Linked DNA regions of Homo sapiens: region 2 is linked to region 1. Evidence: read pairs that join two places in POLR2A ChIA-PET (ENCODE). Cell type or tissue: PC-9. All regions are shown on one strand.

The links. ChIA-PET counts read pairs that join two places held together with the same protein. Peaks named below come from ENCODE experiments on the same cell type or tissue, not always from the same donor. Only the 100,000 strongest peaks of a DNase experiment are listed, where the experiment ranks them.
Region 2: POLR2A ChIA-PET joins it to region 1 with 8 read pairs; 2 of 35 experiments call an interaction of 5 or more read pairs at or near these places.

What each region holds. Positions count from the first base shown.
Region 1 is chr10:126,423,962-126,428,961 of GRCh38, forward strand. It overlaps C10orf90 (chromosome 10 open reading frame 90), which reads right to left. Exons shown (of 10, transcript NM_001350921.2): 9 at 2,030-2,129; 10 at 1,036-1,941. The coding sequence ends at 1,903. It overlaps LOC112267914 (a long non-coding RNA gene), which reads left to right and starts at 88. Exons shown (of 3, transcript XR_001747635.3): 1 at 88-517; 2 at 853-939; 3 at 3,676-4,012. LOC728158 (a long non-coding RNA gene) reads left to right here and starts at 1,969. Exons shown (of 7, transcript NR_148989.1): 1 at 1,969-2,064. RefSeq lists an enhancer at 1,154-2,353. In PC-9, no CTCF peak of the experiment used is centred here; no DNase peak of the experiment used is centred here.
Region 2 is chr10:126,518,588-126,523,587 of GRCh38, forward strand. All of the region lies in intron 2 of C10orf90 (chromosome 10 open reading frame 90), which reads right to left. Among named protein-coding and RNA genes, the nearest start is that of LINC00601, 99 kb to the left of the region's middle. RefSeq lists an enhancer at 2,422-3,621. In PC-9, no CTCF peak of the experiment used is centred here; a DNase peak (open chromatin) is centred at 2,934; H3K27ac peaks cover 334 bases.

The DNA of each region.
Region 1 (5,000 bases):
GTGACCAGCAGCACTCATGGCCAGCTGCTTCCCCAGCCCCCTCCCTGAGGTGGTATTTTAGCAGTGTCACCAAGGAGACAGTTCTCTGTGGATCCTAGAGGGCAGATCTCTGGCAAGTTCCAGAAAGACTTGTAGATTCTCAACAAGTTCCATTGGCACACCACCACAGAAACTTCTCCACCACCTGCCGAGACACTGTGGTTCCCTCTCAGCCCAGGGCTAGGAGGAAGACTCTTCCTAGGACTCCTTGCATCTGCTGTACCCACCTATATTCTTCAGGGCTATCTTTACAACTTACTAGCCAACCTTTTGCTACTCTAATCTGCTATTAAGGTTAATGATTAAACATATTAAACATTTCCATTCAAATGACTGTGTGGTTTCTCTCTCCTAGTTGGACCCAGACTGACACTCTTGCCTGAGGGCACAGACCAGGGAGCAGCAATCAATACTGGACACCAGGCAGCTTCCACGCTTGACAGTGTTGCCAGACCCTCGCGTGGGCAGGAGGGCACAGGTCTGATGCCGTGTGTGCTGATGTGAGATCTCTAATTCATACTGGAGGGCAAGGCAGAGAGGGCACGTGTCAGGAGAGAACCCCAGGGTAGAGTTTTAAACAGTTTGCAGCAGATATGTAAAAGAAAGGCATTTCAGAAAGAGGGGACAGTATGTACAGCAGCGGGAGGAGGGAAGGAAGGGTGACAACTTCAGGGAAGGGACAGAGGTATCACCAAGCTCCTGCTTCATCCCTAAACCTTTTGTTTCATTCCCAGGGAGAATCCTAGTAAGATTTAGAGTCTGCAGGATCCTAAATCTTGTTCTCAATGGTTTTACCAGCTTTTCTCTTACCAGCTCTCTAGGAGGCAACATTATCCACTGGAGCATCTAGAAGCACAAGTACTTCCATGATGGTCAGAGGCAGAAGAGGATGCGGAGCAGGTCAGTGGTGCCTGCTGGGTCTTGGGCAGCATTTTATACCTTATGTTATCTATCCTGGCCACCTACTTCATAACAGAATATATAACAGAGAAATACTTGAATTTTTATAATAATTGCATTTATTTCCATTTGTGTTGTAAAAACTAGCTTGTTCTTAGCTTCCCAAACAGACATATTTATAAATAATGTGTATTATAAACATTTGGAAGAACAGACAGCAAAGTTGGACCATTAGGCTATTTCTTAACAAAAGAACTGTTTTAATGGGGCGGGGCAGGAGGAGTATTGTAGAAAACACTGAAGTTACGTCAGAGCTTCCATAGAAATGGATTCTTTTCTCTGGTGAGGAATGGGGCGGGGTGACTGAGGGCCCTCTGACTGCTCCAGGTCACAAAGAGATGGGCTGATTGTTCCACAGCCTCGGGCATTGCACCCACCGGTTTCCAAGTCAGCCTCTAGCATTGGGTGGTGTACATGTTCAGAAAGGTTTCAAATATACTATATGATGACCCACATTTTGGCATTTGCATAACTGGCAGGTGCTGAGATTGAAATTTAAAAGGAGATGGATTTGGATCCCAAAAGTTTGATGTAAAAGATTCCCCAGGGATGTAAACAAACTTGCTTGTATCAGGCCTCTCTGATGGGCAGGAAACAGCAGGGGAGAAGAAATCAGAAGCAAAAGGTACAATTTAGAAGCAAAAACATTAAGGGGACTGTATCCAGTGGGTTACATGGAGGTGGTTTCCCCACAACAGATTGTTGACCTATTTTCTCGAGGGTTATTGTTTCTGTTTGGCTTGGGTCAGTAATTCAGGAAGTGATGTTTTCCTTTATGGAAAAAAAAAATCGAAAGTAAAATAAGTGTTTTCCCATGATGAAGATAATGCTAAGTTTAATGGCTTATCCAGCATTCGAAGTCCTCCCAGGTCCAGGTAGTGTGGTCAGCAGGGCAGCCTGTGGTTAGACCGCATTCCTTTGAAGGAGCTGGTCCAGTAATTGCTAGAGGAAAAGGGAAACAAAGATGTCAAGTTGAGATTCGGCATCTGTGCACCACACACATCACACCTGCTGGTGACGAGGCCATTACCTTTTTGAAGACTTCGGCACGGAGTCTGTTACTTTGTAAGATCACCCTTTTCCTTTGTTCTTCTTTTTTCTTTTTAACTTCCGGCAAGTTATCATAGATTCTGAAACAGATTCGGAAAACATTTGGAATGGTAGCTTGACAGCGTGCTCCCGCTGTGGGGCTGCATCCTGTCTTGACGGCAGGCTCTTACATTTCAAAGAGAAGATCGCTGCTTATGGGCTAGCTCACAACTGTAGGATGCCAGGACGAAGGGCTTTCCTGACCATACCCAGAACCTGCTGCATAGCAGGGGATGGCACCTTGTCCAGTGCTACGTGGGGCAATGCAACAGGCAGAGTCCCACCAGGGGCAAAGCTGGAGAGGCCAGTTGCTTATTTAGAAGTCATTGTTTTTGTCCTTCCATTCTCTATGATAATTAATGACTTAATCGTAAAATGAAGGATTCTAAACCTACTGCTTTAGCATTCTGATTGTAAACTTGTTTCCAAATACCTTCTTACCACTCAATGTTTGCCTTCCTGTGACTTAGAAAAGGAACAGCATATAAATAGAAATAGCAGGACTTATAATACTGTAATAAAACACATATAAGTGTGTGTGTTTTTACCTCTCAACCTATTGCACTTTGAATTAAGGGCCCAGGGGATCTTCCTCTGGACACTTCTTTCCTACTTTCTAACAGCAACTTCATGGACTGATGCCAGTTAATATTTCATTATAATCCACTGACACAGTGGAGTCACTGTAGCCTGAGTATTTGGATTGCTGTACGTGTGGCACTCAGCTAAAACATCTTTCTCTCTCTCGTGTTTGAAAGCCAGATATGATATAGTGAAGATGTTCCACCATTAAAATAATAAGGACAATGTAGAAAAAATCATGATGACAATCTTCGCAGGAGACATCTTAGGTATTGGACACTAGGCTTGAATTACTTGACATGAATTATTTCATTTCATATTCACCACAGTTGGAAGAGGCATATCGTGTCCCACTGTTATATAAATGAGAAACCCAAGCCCCAGTAAGATTAGGAGACTTGTATAAAGCCCCTAGGCTGGGATTCAAACCTTGGTCTGTTTGACTCTTTCTAGACAACACTGTCACCCAACCATAATATGGCATCAAGCTACTTGTGAGATCCGGGAAATGCTTGTGCCTAGTACAGTGCCTAGCACTCTGTAGGCATCAAGATGGGTTGAATGAATGCATGAAGAAAAGAACACATAATTGCCACATTCAGGAGTGATTCTAGGAAGGACTAGGAGAGAAAACTATAAAGGAGTCAGTTAGAAAGTAGGCATGTCTCAAAGCTCTGCAGTGGGAATTTCCTCAGATCCATATAGACTGATCTTTCTGATACTGACCATCTCAATCAGCTGGCAGAGTGGTTAATATTAGGTGTCAACTTGATTGAATTGAAGGATGCCTGGATGGCTGATAAAGTCTTATTTCTGGGTGTGTCTGTGAGGGTGTTGCCAGAGGAGATTGGCATTTCAGTTGGTGCACTGGAAGAGGAAGACCTACATTCAGTGTGGGTGGGCACCATCTAATCAGCTGCCAGCGTGGCTGGAATAAAGCAGGAGGAAGAAGGCAGGATAACCTTGCTTGCTGTGTCTTCTGGCTTCCTTCTTTTTCCATGCTAGATGCTCCTCCTCCCGCCCCTCCTGCCGTTGGACATCAGACTCCAGATTCTTCGGCCTCTGGACTCTTGGGCTTGCACCGGGGGCTCTCAGGCCTTCAGCCACAGACTGAAGCCTATGCTGTTGGTTTCTCTGGTTTTAAGGCTTTTGACTTGGACTGAGCCACTACTGGCTTCTCTCTTCCCCAGCTTGCGTATCATGGGACTTTGCCTTGTGATTGTGTGAGTCAATTCTCCCGAATAAACTCCCTTTTATATACATATATCCTATTAGTTCTGTCCCTCTGGGGAACCGTAACTAATATACCTGGGAAGTATAAAATAAAGGCTCCTAGGTCCCACCTCTGTTACTTCTGATTCAGTGTTTTCTTAAAAGAACATCCCAAATAAATCATGGTCCATCTATACGATGGACCACTCTGCAGACAGTCAAAACCGACAAAGAAAATAATCTATCTATTCGTCACAGAAGGGGCTCACAGACATAAAGTGAAAAGCAAGCTACCGAGAGATAGTGTGTAGTATGATACCATTCATGGTTAAAAATCACATAGCTATATATGCACAAATAAAAGTCTACTTTAAGGCAAAGAGAAAGGCCTGACAGGATACTCAGGAGATATCACTGTGGGTGTCTGGGGAGCTGGGACTGGGGTAGGGAAAGTGGGCTGGGAACAGGGAGGGGAACTGCTGGTCATGAAGAGACTTTAGCTTTATCTCCATTGTTTGCATTTTTAACATAAAAATGTAATTTAACGATATAATTAATAGCAAAGAATACAAAGAAAAGAAAGCTCCAGGTGATTCTGTGGGTGAGCCAGAGTCAGAGCCCACCCAAAGTACAATCCACAGAGCAGAGTGCAAACCCAGCTGCTAAATCCACCAGAGGAGACCAGCTGGGGGAAGCCAGTTACTTGAGGTGCAACATCACCTAGCTCACTCGTCCTCTTTGAGCCTCAGTTTCCTCTTCAGTAAAATGATAGGGCAATACTCTCTGACTACTCACGCTGCTTTGAGATCTATTATTTTAATTGCTTAGTTTGCAAGGCTCCGTAATGGTGGCTTTGGGTTTGGGGACTGGGAGGGGAGGATTTGGCTGAAATTTTTCAGTAAATTGAAAAGGGAATGGTTCTGGCATGAGGTATATGCAACTTTGCACTTCTGAAATAGCAAGTCTTAAAGCCCAGTGGCCCTTTAAAAACTCCAATTAGAATGCTACGAATCAGGTCTTTAATGGGACGGTCTCCCTTTTCCTCATTTTCGCTTCCTTATTTACAAAGAGGCCTCCAATAAATGATCAAAGTTACCTAATCACCATGGAAACAATAT
Region 2 (5,000 bases), 95 kb after region 1:
ATTTTGAAAGTAATTAAAAACCAGCTCAATTAACCACCCAAAGTTATTGCTGGTTCATGACTCACTTGTGTTTGCTGCCCAGCACGCCTGCCCTCTGTGCCCAGGGAGTGTGTGTGCTCACTAGTAGGTGCTAAGAGCTCTTCTCTCCTAAGATGACTGGAAGGATTGCACCCGCTGCTGTCTCCATCCGCCTGAACCACACATCCAAAACCATTCCCCACTTTCAGCCCCTTCCCAGAGACTACAACCACCATGACTGAACACACCACAAGGCCCTGAGTCAAGTACTTCCAGAATCCCGGTTTTCTGCCTGGAGGGCGGTGTGTGTTTCAGCAACAGAATCCAACTGAGCAGGAATTTAGGCAGTGCTCAGGGTGTGTGGGGCCCTGAGCTGAGAGATAAAGGTGGGAGAGATGCTTTCTTTTTCCAGCAACTCTAAGAGAAAGTCACGGCTTTGCTATCCCCAGCCTTGATAAGCCACGGACAGAGCCCTTCCAGCAGAGGGAACCAGGAAAAGTTGGTGGGAGGGAGGAGACACTTGACATGGCCTTGTCAGATGGGGTTGGGTTTAGATAAAGGTGAACAGAGTGGAGAGGGATGGTGGCATAGCCCAAGCCACAGTCAAAGGGACAGGCAGAAATGGCTTAAGATAAAGTATGAAAGCAGAAAAACCCAGCCTATTTGGAGAATAGCAAGTAGAATATTGGGTGAAGCATAGAATATGGTTAAAAATTATGTCTAATTCCAATCTGTTGCCCAATACCGCTTGGCTTATCTCTACAAAAGTAGCAGACAAGCACCATCATGTATTGCCTCATGAATCGATCCACCCAAGAAATGTGCAAATGGCAAATGCCCAGAGGCCTTCAGTCTGTTTAATAATTACACTTACTCTCCTACCTACATCATTAGTGTCAGAGGCAGGGAAGGGGCACTCAAATTCTTACTTCTTGGATTTTTAAATGCCTTCTCTTATTTGTAGTCTTATGGAAGTCAAGGTTTATTCTGAATTTTCACCATCCTTTTAAAAATACTCTCTGTTAATATTTTAAAACAGATGTTTCTCAGAGAGAATCACTTTTCAGCTTTAAATTCAGCTAATCATCTTGGTGTGATTTGGCGCTATTGACTACACAGTTTCTCTGGGAAGTCTTCCTGTCTTCAACTTCTGGTCTCCTGTCTTTTTCCTCTTGGCTAGTGTGTCTTACTTTCTTTTGGGGGTTTCCTCCTTGACATTTCTCTGTCCTGCCTTTGTGCCCTCTTCCCAAACCTGAGGGACCAATCCAGCCGAGGAGAGGCCAGATCCCCTCCGTGAGCACCGCCTCAGAGGCCGGCTGCCTCCAAGTTGCCTCAAACAGCTTTTGCAAAAGGAAACCAAGCCCCCTCATGGTTCTCTGTCCTTTCTTCCTCCTGTGTCATCGCCTTGGCCAGTGGTTGAGCAAAAACCAAACGCCTGACTTCATCTGGGGCAACATCCTCCCCACCCTCCTGTTGCCCTCATCAGAAACAGAGGCGCCCACTCTGCACCCTCCCCCTCACCTCCAACATCCAACTGAAAGCCAAGGCTGGTTTGCTCCTGAGACAAAGGCTCTGCTCCATTGCGTCAGTTCACCTCCCTGCCCTGCTGGTGTCAGCAAGGTCACAATCAAGCTGGTGACCCCACCAGCCTCATCTCCCAGCCGGTCCTGCCAAACCTTCTTGACATTGCCAGTTTGTGACCGTGAAGGCCACATGGTCCTCCAAAACTCAAATGCAAGGGATTCGTTTCTCCCCAAGAAAAGGTGCAAAATTGAAGCACACATGTAGGGGGACCCTGGGAGTTCAAGGAGCCCAGGTTAGAAATCCTTAAACCCAGCCTGCTTCCCACAGGGGCTGGCTTGATGACCGTGAGTGCTGCCTTCACCTTTTCCCCACTGAGCTAACTCCTAACTCCTCACCCGTGACACGGCTCAAGATCGCTTCTCTTAGAAGGAAGTCCCGATCCGCTGCTACCCCACATGGCCCCCAAGCTGGATTGGTGCCTGCGTTCGTTCCCAGCGCTGCTGTGAAAAGTGACTACAAAGGGAGCAGCTGGATACAACAGGGATTTACTCCTTCCCAGTTCTGGAGGCCAGAAATCCAGGTGTCAGGACCGTGCTCCCTCTGAAGGCCCTAGGGGAGGACCCTTCCTTGCCCTTCTCAGTGTCCCGTGGTGTCTGGCATCCTCTGTGTCCCTCGGCTTGGGACAGCCCCTCTCTAATCTCTGCCTCCACCTGCACATGGCCATCTTCCCTGAATGTGCCTCCAAAACTCTCTCCTTTATAAAGACACCAGTCATTGGACATAAGCCCCACCCTACTCCAGTGTGACCTCATCTTAACTCCATGACATCTGCAAAGGTCCTTATCCAAATGGCCCTTATCCCAATAAGGTCACATTCACAGGGATCAGGGGTTAGGCCTGGAACGTATCTTTTTCAGAACACTATTCAGCCAGCCCACACCAGCGCCCCCAACAGGCGCTACCGTGCATCCTTTTCATGCTGTTGTGTAATGATCTGTTCCTGAGTGTCTCCCCAAGTTGGCCCAGGTCTTTAGAGATACCTGGTTCATCTCCTTTCCCCTGGGGCCTCATACAGTACTGGGCCCAGAAGATACTCAGCGTGGACAGAATGAACAGATTACTTTATATTTTAATAAGGGTTATATCTGTGGAAAAAAATTAGAACATACCTTCTCCAGACAGTTTGAGCATATTCTACTGAGGTTTCAAAGCCATTTTACTCAGTTTCAAAGGTCTTTTAATGACAAGGATGTATTTGGCGACATGAAAGAAAAAAATGTCCGGAGTTTACCTCTGTGGCTAGGCTCAGAATGAGTCAGGCTTCCACCTTCCAGCCTCGGCCAAAGAACCTCAAAGCTCTATATGTAATGAAGTCACCGGAATGTTTACAGGGCAACCAGGGGAGGTGGCATACAAGCCCACCTTGTGACATTTCTTGTTAGCAGCAATCGTCTCTTTGATGTTTACATTTGAGGCTTCTTTGATGAGTAAAACAAGTTTGCATGAGAGTTATTTAAAAGTTTTCTTAGTATTAAAATACATCCAGATAACGTCACACTGGTGATTAATCTACTTGTTACCAATTTTTTTACAAATGGTTTATGTAGAAAATTGAGCAATATAACAGTTTACCATGCAAGCTCTTATAAGACTGATTGGTTTTCAATTTAGTGAAATATCTTTGACACTAAATTATAATGAGCATTGTTTTATAATTTATACCCAACCAAATTTGAGGTAGCTTATAGTTAATAATGCAGTTTAAAAACAGTAAAACTGACTTTTAAAAAAAGCACATAATGAGCTGGAGAAGTCATTGACTCAAACCCAAAAGCCTGGGCTAAAGATAGCACCGGCAGCCTGGCGTGGTGGCTCATGCCTGTAATCCCAGCACTTTGGGAGGCCAAGGTGGGTGGATCCCCTAAGGTCAGAAGTTCGAGACCAGCCTGACCAACATGGAGAAACCCCATCTCTACTAAAAGTACAAAATTAGCCAGGCATGATGGCGCATGCCTGTAATCCAAGCTACTTGGGAGGCTGAGACAGGACAATCGCTTGAACCTGGGAGGCAGAGGTTGCGGTGAGCCAAGATAGCACCATTGTACTCCAGCCTGGGCAACAAGAGTGAAACTCCATTTCAAAAACAAACAAACAAACAAAAAAAGAGATGGCACTGGTACAGATGAATCACAACTACAGGGTGAGTTCCCCACTGCTGAAGCAAAAGGGGAAATGTGAGAAACTGCATAACTTATTGCCTTTCCAATGAAATACACAATTTTATAAGGAGAGCCATTTTATCTCCTGGGATAAAGCCTCAGTCATTACATAAATGCATAGTGGCTTTGTAAGCAGTTTCACAAACACAAGACAAATGTAAATTTCACTGGATAATCTCAAGCCCCTTGCGTCTGGTCAGTGTCTCCGTCATGTCATAATGGCTAAAACGCATTGCACGTTTATCATGAGCCACACACCTGCTAAACGCTGGACAGGTGTTATCTCCTTTAATGGAAGAAATGACCTTGTGGAGAGGGCACTATGACTACTCATTTTACAGATGAGGAAGTTGAGCTCCATTTAAGTCTCTTACCAGGTGTCACCCCTCCAGTAAGACTAAAGCTGCGAGTTTGCAATATGAATAATCACTGTACATGATTAGGAGAAGGTAAAAGTAGAACAGCTTGAGTTTTGACGCCTGGTCCAGGTTGACTCTTGGTGCCACCACATTTTAATGCTGTCTAGCCTTGGACGAGCCACGTAACCTCCTGGCCTCTGTTTGTTCCTCTGTAAGAGAGAGGCTGGCATAGGCTTTGTTGGGCTGGGAATTATTAAATGAGGCAAATAAAGGTTTTCATGGGCTCAGCACAGTGCTATCATGGAACGCTCCCTCAAAAAACAGTGTGTTATTAGATACAGTTTTACACATAGTTTCCATCTCTCTCAGAAAATTATGGTTTATAATAAAGACATTTTAAAAGCCTATTCTACTGAATTTTGTGGTCACTTGGGCTCTAGCTGAATCTGAGACCCCTGGAGTGTGAAGCACAGTCTTCTGGCCCTTGGCAGCCAGGGTGGGTTGTTCCAGCTTTGCTTTCCCTGTGGCTGGAGTGTGGGTCTCTCCTGGTGACAGAGCAGGGGCACCAGACTCAAGGATGATGACAACAGCCAAATACAATAATGCACGTGAAAGCACCCCGCTCATGGGTACCGCACTGATGTGATCATGCCACTATCTCAGTGCAGCAAACATTTATGGAGAAGATAGCACTTTTGAGGGCCTGAGTTGGGTGCTGAGACAGCAAAGATGCAGAGAACACAAGGAATCCCTGTCTTGGAAGAACTCACAGTCTTGAGGAGATGACACACATAAAGAGATATTTTTCCATGCATTGCGGATCTGACCATTTTCTTTTCTCTCATGAGTTGTCTCATTTTTTGAAACCTGTGATAAAATA